2 separate regions of the Homo sapiens genome follow, and region 1 is linked to region 2. Evidence: chromatin loops called from intact Hi-C (ENCODE). Cell type or tissue: OCI-LY7. All regions are shown on one strand. Links, peaks and the distances in the headings refer to the core of each region. The heading gives the core; the rest is flanking DNA.

What was found. A loop is a pair of places that touch in the nucleus more often than their neighbours do. Peaks named below come from ENCODE experiments on the same cell type or tissue, not always from the same donor. Only the 100,000 strongest peaks of a DNase experiment are listed, where the experiment ranks them.
Region 1: it touches region 2 in a loop (3-fold over the local background); 2 of 110 quality-filtered maps call a loop at or near these places.

What each region holds. Positions count from the first base shown.
Region 1 is chr1:197,635,456-197,640,376 of GRCh38, reverse strand. All of the region lies in intron 10 of DENND1B (DENN domain containing 1B), which reads left to right. Among named protein-coding and RNA genes, the nearest start is that of DENND1B, 140 kb to the left of the region's middle. In OCI-LY7, for the core only: no CTCF peak of the experiment used is centred there; a DNase peak (open chromatin) is centred at 1,876; H3K4me3 peaks cover 1,901 bases; H3K27ac peaks cover 2,500 bases.
Region 2 is chr1:198,157,695-198,162,615 of GRCh38, reverse strand. The region is part of intron 1 of NEK7 (NIMA related kinase 7); the gene reads right to left. Among named protein-coding and RNA genes, the nearest start is that of NEK7, 3.2 kb to the right of the region's middle. RefSeq lists enhancers at 3,134-3,353, 4,893-4,921. In OCI-LY7, for the core only: CTCF peaks have their summits at 2,256 and 2,455; no DNase peak of the experiment used is centred there; H3K4me3 peaks cover 985 bases; H3K27ac peaks cover 670 bases.

The DNA.
Region 1 (4,921 bases), core at 921-3,420, 520 kb after region 2:
CTCAGCCTCCCAAGTAGCTAGGAGTACAGGCGCCTGCCACCACAACCAGCTAATTTTTGTATTTTTAGTAGAGACGGGGTTTCACTATGTTGGTCAGGCTGGTCTCGAACTCCTAACCTCAAGCAATCCACCCGTCTTGTCCTCCCAAAGTGCTGGGATTACAGGCGTGAGCCACCGCACCCGGCCTCTACATTTAATTTTATAATAGTCTACATCTGCAGTTAGAGTAAAAATTAACATTACTATCTTTTAACTTAGTATTTGGCTTTAAAAACAAATTGTTATCATAAAGGCTTAGTATTTTGGGGGAGTTGTTTTCTATGTTTGATGTCAATTTATTATCAACTGTTTATGACAATTCATGAAAACTTGATGGTGATGTCACCTCTAAGTTACCAGCTCTGTTTTGGTTCACTCTCTGGGACCGTTGGGCTGATAAAAGAAACATAATTCAAGTTCTCTTTCATGATCTTAGTCTTCTTTTATGGAGGAAGCTGCTTTACTTGAATCTGTCTTGAATAATTCTTTTATATATACAGTATATAAAATATATCTGCTATAAATTCCATGCATAGTGGCATTTAAGGTCAAGGACTCATTTCTTAACATAAATTAAAAGTAATTTATGTAAATTAAAAGTAAAATCAATGAATTTACTTGTTTTTAAGCTTTTTATACTCATATTTTTATATATCACGGAGACTATAATGTGTTTAATGTTCGAAATTAACGTTTTATCCATTTTTAATTTTTTAAGTATACAGCCCAACTCTTAATTTTTAGAGGAATATATGTAAAGGTGGCCTAACATTCATAATTCTATTGTAGTTTTAGAAATTTTGTCTCAGTTATTTACTTTTTGACAATCATGATTTTTCATAGTTATAAGAGAATGATAATTATAAACCTTACAGCTTGCTGTAGGTTTTAGTGGTGACACTCTCATTAGAGAATCAGCTAGCTTGAGGTTCCTTTTCTTTAGGTGCTGTTTGTGGTTAAAAATGATAATTTCTTGCCGGATGCAGTGGCTCACGCCTGTAATCCCAGCACTTTGGGAGGCCGAGGTGAGCAGATCACCTGAGGTCAGGAGTTCGAGACCAGCCTGGCCAACATAGCGAAACCCCATCTCTACTAAAAATACAAAAATTAGCCAGGCATGGTACCACGCACCTGTAGTCCCAGCTACTCGGGAGGCTGAGGCAAGAGAATCACTTGAACCCGGGAGACGGAGGTTGCAGTGAACCGAGATCACGCCATTGCACTCCAGCCTGGGTGACAGAGTGAGACTATGTCAAAAAAAAAAAAAATTAACCTTTAAAAGATGAAAAGTTTAAAATTAAAAAAATTAAGATATGTAAGCACAGATATCAAGAATATTGTTATGTTTTCAACATTCTAATAGGTTTTCTCCCTATATTTTAAAGTGTGGTATTGTGTTAGTACCTATTATTATATTTTTGCATGTTTGAGTTTAATGAATTGAGATATAATCAGTTTTTTTTTATTCTGTTGATTCATACATTATTCTGTTGATTTATACATTGTCAAGTACACATGGAACGGTTTCTGGTAATCCTGAACAAGAACATTGATTTTATCCATGCTGTAGGTAGGCCATAGATGTTTAAGCCCCAAGCGAATCTTGGTAGACTAGCAGAACATCATATTAGATTCTCGTGTATTCAAAGCAGAGGCATAAATCATGATATTACAAGGGGGTATCAGTTGACTTATTGCTGTTTTGTGACCATAGGTAGGTTGGATTGCTGTTTAAAGCCATGTCAGTGGTTCTCAAATCAGTCAGGCATGAAGCCTTGTCATATGCCTCTATAATTGTACCTCACCAGACTTTCTCTAACTATTCAGCTGGGGCTGTGCATTTTGTCTCAAACACCCGGCTGGCCAGCATCTGACAGGAGCTTTCTCATCATCCTGTCAGTAATATGTTAACTAGAGTGTATCTTTGTGGCCTGTAGAAGCAGGTGGAAGGGATGCTTCTTTTAAAAGCAGATGTCTGAATGTTAGCTATTATTTTGACCATTATTTAGTTAGTAAATTCACCCTCAGAAAGTCTATAAGCATATTAGTTACAGAGATTTGATTGTGTAGTGCATGTTGTTTTGGGGATATTTAGAGCAAGCAATATGTTATGAGTACTGGAATTACGTTAATAAACTGTAATTTCTTCCTTTGTTATAGTTGCCCCCAGGCATTTAAGCATATGCTTTTCTCTCCTCTCATTAATTCCATCAAGGGCATATGTAAAAAGAAATCTTTCGATCTCTGGAAAATCAGCTATTAAATATAGATTTTACAGGTTTAGTCAGACTGAAAGGCAGTCCAGAGGATTTTAACCTCTTCATCTGGATTATACATATTCTTGATTTGTCTCTTAATGGAGCCACCTGTGTCAGCATTTAATCTGAAACCCGAAGTGCAGAGACTCTTTCTGGAGATGAGGAATTGAACATTTGGTGAGAGAACAAAGATTACGTAGTCCTGCTTCCTAGTTAAGGTTATTAAAGTGTATTTTTGTGCCTCATGTTTTTAAAGCTGCAGCAGAGTGGTGCAGTTAAAAATTGTTATCATCTCTCAGGGAAAGATTCTAGAAGCAATTTTTAGATTTTTAATTCTTCCCCAAACCCGTAAGCAACCAGTTATGTCATCTGAAACTGAATAATTCTACTTACCAGTTTATCATTTCACCGGTACACAGCTATTCTGAACATTGTATTTTTAGTCAGTGCTAAGTGAATATGACTGGAGTGGGGAAATGGTACTGTTGAGGTCATCAGGAAGCAGTTTATTGGAAGGGATGTGTGAAGGTTATTTGGAGGAGACTTCTGTTACAGGAAAACTAGAGGTGTTTTTATCTTCCAACTCCTGTAGTGATAATGGCTCTGTTTTTCATGAAAATAAACACGTATTTCTGCCTTATGATTTAGTCCATTTGTGTTCTAAAAGTAAATAATTGGCTTTTAATTCACAATGAAGAATTTTTTAATTTAACAATTATGGAATTATCAAAGAGTTGTTATTAACTTGTCATTCCCCTAGGCTCTGTAAGCTTTGTTCCTGTATGATATCCACAGAAATGACCTTGGATGATTTCAGTTTACCAAGCATTTTTTTTTCTTTTTTCTTATCCTTATAGCTTACAGACAGTGATAATGTTAGTATTTTTTATATGGAACAGTGACAATTTTGTGCTGATAGTGTAATCAACATTAAATAAAAGAAAATAATGTATGTGTTGGTTTTGTTTCTTTAATAAAACTATTGAGGGCAGTGTGTTTATTTTAAAATGTACCTTCTATATTTATATGTTTTCACATACTATAATTTTTTTTTTCATTTTACAGTTAGGCAAGTTTTTCTCTTCCAGTGAGCTTTCTTATAGTGCAGTTTAGCTCATTGTTGACATCCCATTCAATACCGCCAAAATGCAACTCGCCATCTTTTCCCCATAGTCTCCTTCTCCTACTATAAAGGGCTAATTTGGTGAATCACTCCTCCCTCTCATCTGTTTTCCCCACCTACATCCTATAGGTTCTACCTCCTTAATCTTTTCTTCTCCGATTCCTGTTCTTCAACTGCCCACTGTCTTAGTTCAGCAGTTACTACTTCCCACAGATATTATTTTCAGATCATATATACTGAATTCACTTACATAAAATGATGATGTTATTAATAATTATAGCCAATATATAATATAGGGCATGCTTTGCGCTACTTACCCTACTGAGAAATTTATTTAAACTAACTCATTTAATTATTATGTATTATGTGGTAGGTACAGTTGTTATCCACGGTAGACAGATGAAAATGTGGATTTTGAAATTGAGAGGGAGTAAGTTGATCAAGGCCATAGTACTAGGAATTGGTTTAACCAGTTCTGTATGATTCCAAAGTATATGCTTACAACCTTTATGCAATTTTGCCTCTTACAATGACCATCTTATAAAACCAAATGCATCCTTACCTTCTGCCCCAATATAGTATCCCTTCCCTTAAGGAACCTCTGTTTATTATTTGAATTACTTACAGTGAAGTGACTTTTTTCCTCGTCTTTGCAGGTCTAGTCGATTATCTCTCAATGTGTCATATTTATACCTTTCTCTCATTTTGAATACCACTTTTAGGGCTAGCACTTATCTTCTGTTTGGACCTCTCATTTTCCATTTTCTCATCTTTTAGATTCATCCTATATGTAATTAATCCTTCAGAATAAAAAAAATCTATTGGTTACTCATTGCCTATAAACTGCTAAGTCTGGTAAAAAACTATCCATTATCTGATTCTAAACTTGTCTTTCTGAGTTTTTCGATTACTTATAGTCCACACAGATCTTTAGACAATAAAGTTATCAGGGCGGGTTTTTTTTTCTTTCTTTTTTTTTTTTAATCTTGTTCAGTCAGTCACTACAATGTATCTGTCTCTTAGGACAGTGTTGATATGTATCCATAGAAGGTTTTAACAATAATTTTCTGAGTGAATGGATGAAATTGCACTTTTTGCTCTTCCTCATATGTGTTTTAAATCTCCCACATGCATGCTTCTGAATGTTTTTCAAAATCTGGTTTGCTTTACAGAAGGCTTAGTTTGTATGAGTAACCAGTGTAACATCTTTCATCTCTGAATTATCATAGCATTTACCACATACCCTTCTCAAATTTTAAATATTAGTGAATATGTCAAGCTCTTGTATTAGATATCGATCTCTTTAAAAATTAAAAACCTGCCTGGCATGGTAGCTCATGCCTGTAATCCCAGCACTTTGGGAGGCTGAGGTGAGAGGATTGCTTGAGCCCAGGAGTTTGAGAATAGCCTGCGCAATGTAGTGAGACCCTGTCTCTACAAAAAATTAAGAAAATTAGCTGGGTGTGGTGTCACACGCCTGTAATCCCAGATACTCGGGAGG
Region 2 (4,921 bases), core at 940-3,439:
ATGTGTTTCCCACCCCTGAAGGTCCTAAGAATAGAGAAGTAAGTGAAATGAAACTAACACTGGGCCTGCTACCATACATTTACAAAGGTATTTTCATTTACTCCTCAAGGCAACTTTATGAGTTGCGACAACTACAGTCTGAATAAAATGAGCAACTCAACCAAGGTCATAAAGTAGGCAATGACAACCCTGGAGTTTTCTGCCTAGTCTTTTCCACATCATGGTAAACACAGATAATGATAATATATGTGCAGCAGGGTCAGATAAAGAGAAGAGACTGCTTGTAGCTGGTGGCAACTAGCCAGGAATTCTGATTGTCCCAGGTCCTACCTGGGCTTCCCCGAGGGCTAAGGGGTCAAAAGTCCAGCACACACAAAACCCACTCCTGACTAGAGCTGAGAAAGTGTACTGTGTAATTTTTTCACAAAGCTGTTGCATTTTCCATTCTGCTCTATGCTACTCAGTAGCTACACCCAGGTAAGTCTACAGCTAATTCTTTTCAGAGCAAAGGTCAGAAGTACCTCTACCCCAGGCCAAACATACCTTGACTGTAGGCCCTCTGCTAAAGCACAGGCTCTTTCCAATATTTTTTACTGGGGCGGGGGAGAGTCTTTTTTGAAAGACTAAGTTAATGTTTCCTAAAAAGAAAAAAATTTGCCCAACCCCTTGCTTATGTCAAAAATTCCCTCTAAAGTAGACAAAGGTAGTCATACCAGTAGGCTTAAAATAAAAACTACTAGACAAAGAAACATATGAGTAAGTTTTGGTATGTTTCTTTGTCTAGTAGTTTTCATTTAGTAAAGACAAATGACTGACATTAGATTCTATGTCGCTTTAGTCAGAAGCAGGGAGCCACAGACAGGCATTCATTCAATGTCACAGGATAGGAGTGGGATCCTCCAGAAGCAAAGAATGGTGAAGAAACCTGAAAACATGGATAAACCTAAAAGAGGTTCTTATGCTGACAAACTCTGAAATGAAACACAAAATTTGGGAATGGACAGCTGGGTATTATTCTGAGGGAACTGTGGAAGATCAACAAATTGTCACAAGAGTCTAAGCACAAAAATAATTATAAAACGCTGTTGTGGAAAATTCCGAATCAACCCAAACATCAATGGCATAGCACCACATTTAGACCTCTGGTATTATTTTCTAGAGTGGGGGAAAGCTACCAACCTATTTGTATAAATAAAGCTTTATTTGAACACACCTATGCCCACTTGGTCAGATACTGTATTTGGCTACAATGGCAGCAGATGCAATCACAGGGCTCACAAAGCCAGAAATATTTACCATGTGATCCTTCAGAGAAAAAAATTGTGAATCACTATTCTATAAAAAAGCAGACTGGATTGAAAAAGTAGCCCTTACCCACTACCAACAGAAGACTACTAATAAGATTTACAAAAAGGCCTATTTCCATTATGTAACAGAAAACACGTATTTCTCAATTTTTATAGACCACTAAAATCAGTTTTATTCATTTATATATTGTTCCGCTTAACACTTTGATAGCTATTACAACAAAACCACTCATTGTATAACCTCATTACCTAAATAGTATGGCAGGGCAGTTATTTTGACAAAGGTTAAAAAAGAAGTTATCCTGCTCAAAAATATTAAGGAATGCTTCATGATCATCTGTCCTTCTCATTCCCACTGCCCACTGAAAAGCATGAAATATACTCTGTAAGTGTTTTCTTCAGAATAAAAAAAATTTTGTGAAAATACACAACACCTAGGAATAATCAAACTATTAATTACCAAAGGAGAATTCAGCAGTTTAGAAGTTTTATAACTCTGAGATTGAATTGTATCAATTTAAAAATTCTGAACTGCCATTATATTATACAAATGCATATATTTGATTACAATTATGTAACCAAATGTTATTCATCCATATTCCCTACAAAAATGGGTGGAGGGGGGAGAATTAAATTGAAAAAGTCTCAAAAGGGTAAAGAAATGCGTCTTAAAACATCTTGCTATATATTTACATAAATCCTGATGAAGTGCTGATAAAACAATTCGGAGCAAACAGTAATCATACATGGCATTTCCAAGACACCCTTAAGTCGTACATTAAGTTTAATATGTTTTATAGACGATGCACTGAAATACCTACCCTCGTAGTTTTCCAACAAAAATTCGAAGGGGTAAACACTTAAATGTGAATGAAACCGGGAATGAGGACAGAGTGCTGTTTTGTGCAGCTGCAGCTGCAGCTACACTGTGTATTTTTTAAATACTACACTGTGCATTTTTAAAATACCAAAGCCTATTTAAAAAAAAAAAAAAATCAAGGGAAACAAAACCTGAAAGAAATTTTGGAATTACCTACTTTTTTTTTCCCCAAAAGTGCGTAATCACTAACACTTAACTGGGCCCTGCTCTCAGGCCCAGTTCTCAGGTACCCTGAATGGTGGCGACATTTGTAATACTACAGAGGTACATTCTTAAAACATCAGATAGTTCCTAGGAAAATAGTGTTTAGTTCTGGAAACACTGTAAAAGTCTCTAATGATATCTCAGACCACATATTTAAGTGAAAAAAAGAAGTCTATATTTCAGTAAATGCGCAATAATTGAGGGGAAAAAAAAAGAATACTTAAATGTTTACAGTAAGTCAGAGCCCAAAACTATCAACTGCAAGCACCAGGAAAGATTTGGGGCATGAGGTCCTTATGAGATTAAGTACTTATTTACACAAACTGTAACTGCACTGGACTTCTGGTCATTACGATGCAATTTTTTTTTAAATTTATTAATCAGGTATGTTAGCTATAGAGGCATCAAATCTCCCCTCCTCTACTAGTACACTGCCATCATACCATATGTGCTTTCCTCATTCTTTGGGTAAGTGCTGTTTTACTGGGATGGAAATGAACTCGAAATTGTCCAGACAGGAAAATATGAAAGGGGGAAAGCAATGGTGGGTGCTACATGTATTATCTAAATAAATAAACCTAAATACTAGTTCAGACTATAAAATGAGTCTGTACGCTTAGAAATAAAGTTAGTCTTGTTAAATTGGTAAGATTTTTAACCATGGAAAGATTCCCAAGAAGTTGTGAAAACGCCTAACGATTTAGATTCTGACATTTAGTGGTTTTCATTTTCAGGTAATTTCAGAGTAAAACCCGCCTCAGTCACATGGACTATATTTAGTCTGCTGACCAACTTCGCTTCTAATCTACTATAAACTTTCAGTAGTAGTTAAGTTCTAGGTGCAGCTGAATCACGAAACGGGACACCTAGGATGGCTCAGGGAAAACTGAAGCCCCCCTCCTCCTTCCTTCCTTCCTTCCTTTCTTTCTTTCTCCAGGCTGGCCCTCAGCCTGGCGCCCCTTCCGCAGACATCCCTAGAAAAAGAACTAACGCGGCCTTCTCCGAGCCCAGGGCTGGAGTAGGAAGTACCCGCCCTCCCGAACGCGAGGTCCTGGCTGCGCATTGGCTGCGAAGGCCGTCAGTACTCCGGAGGGCGGAGCCTCCCGGCACCCAGCGGAATTTCAGGCCCGCACCTCCGGGAGGGTCCTCCGGGCTCCCGGGCTCCTTCCTCCCCCTTAACACTACCCCCGCACACACACCGGCCCCGAGAAGGCAACTAGCCTCCTCAAACGGTTCCTTTGCCTTTTTATTTCGCAGGCCTTCCTCTCACCCCATACAGTTACTGCCCCTTTGACTCCTCCGAGAGGCAAAGCTTTTTCAAAGCTCTAACACCTCTCCCCTACCCCAGCAAGTTCCCCGTGCGAGACCAAATAGAGGATGCCGCTGTTCTAAGAGTGAAGCAAGCTGTGGACTGGATCTCGCCGAGGGAGAGAGAATTCCTTCCTCTGGAAATAAAATAACTGCTGAGATTTTAAGTTAGCTGTTTCAAGAGCACTTGGCCATCACCAAGTGTTACAAACCAAGAATACTCAGCGGCCATTCAACAAGAGTTGCCACAAAGCATTAGAGGGTTAACTGTATCTCCTGTTTTACTGTTCACCGTTTTCAGGGTTTGACCGGTTGTCCCAAACATACTGTAGCTTTTGAGTGCAAGGACTATGCCATTCTTCGACCACACCACCAGCAGCTCAAGGTCCTGAACAGAACATATTTATAATACACATACTCTGTACTTTAATTCTCTAATGCAACCTGACAAGACATACTGCTGTCGCCTGGAGGGAGTGTGCATAGCCTTGAAACTGTAAATTCCTTGGAGGAGGAACTAGAAACAGTGGTTCCCATTATGATGGGTACATTAGGCTCTACAAACTATGGAAATGTGGTGTTTTCAATTGCATCCTTGAGCTCAGTAACCTCAAAGGAGAATAATCATTTTATTTCTGTGTATTTCTGATTTTCAGTTCAGTCACCAGAATTGCGCAAGGACAGTAACATGTATCTTACTGTAAACTAAGTATATTTTTTAGCATTTCTCCCCAGTGAGGACTACAGCAAGGTGAGAACACGATACATCATCTCTCCGCGACCCCAGTACGCTCCCAGTGCAAGACTAAATAGAGGATGCTGCGGTTTTAGGAGTGAAGGCCTACAGTGTAACAGAGGCAACAGAAGTTCTTTAGCTCTCAAGGCAGCATCCTCTAGGTTGTGCTCGCTTCCTTACACTGTTCTGCGGTCATACGGTCTTGTCACTTTTCTCTGTTTTCCTTTGGCTACCCTTCTCTGACTTTGGCCTCAGTTTTCAATTTCTTTTCCATTGCCACCATCACCAGCAATGTTCGCTATTGCCTCGCAATCCCTCTCTCCGACATTTTGTAATCCCGAGTCTCTCCCAAGTTCATTCTCCGACAGACCTCTCACGCTCCCTGTACTTCTGAAGCCACTTCGGATTCTCCCCTATCTGCCGGCTCCCACCACCCACTCTCTCCCAGCGCACTTCACTTTCCTAAGTCGGGCTGCTGCCGAATCC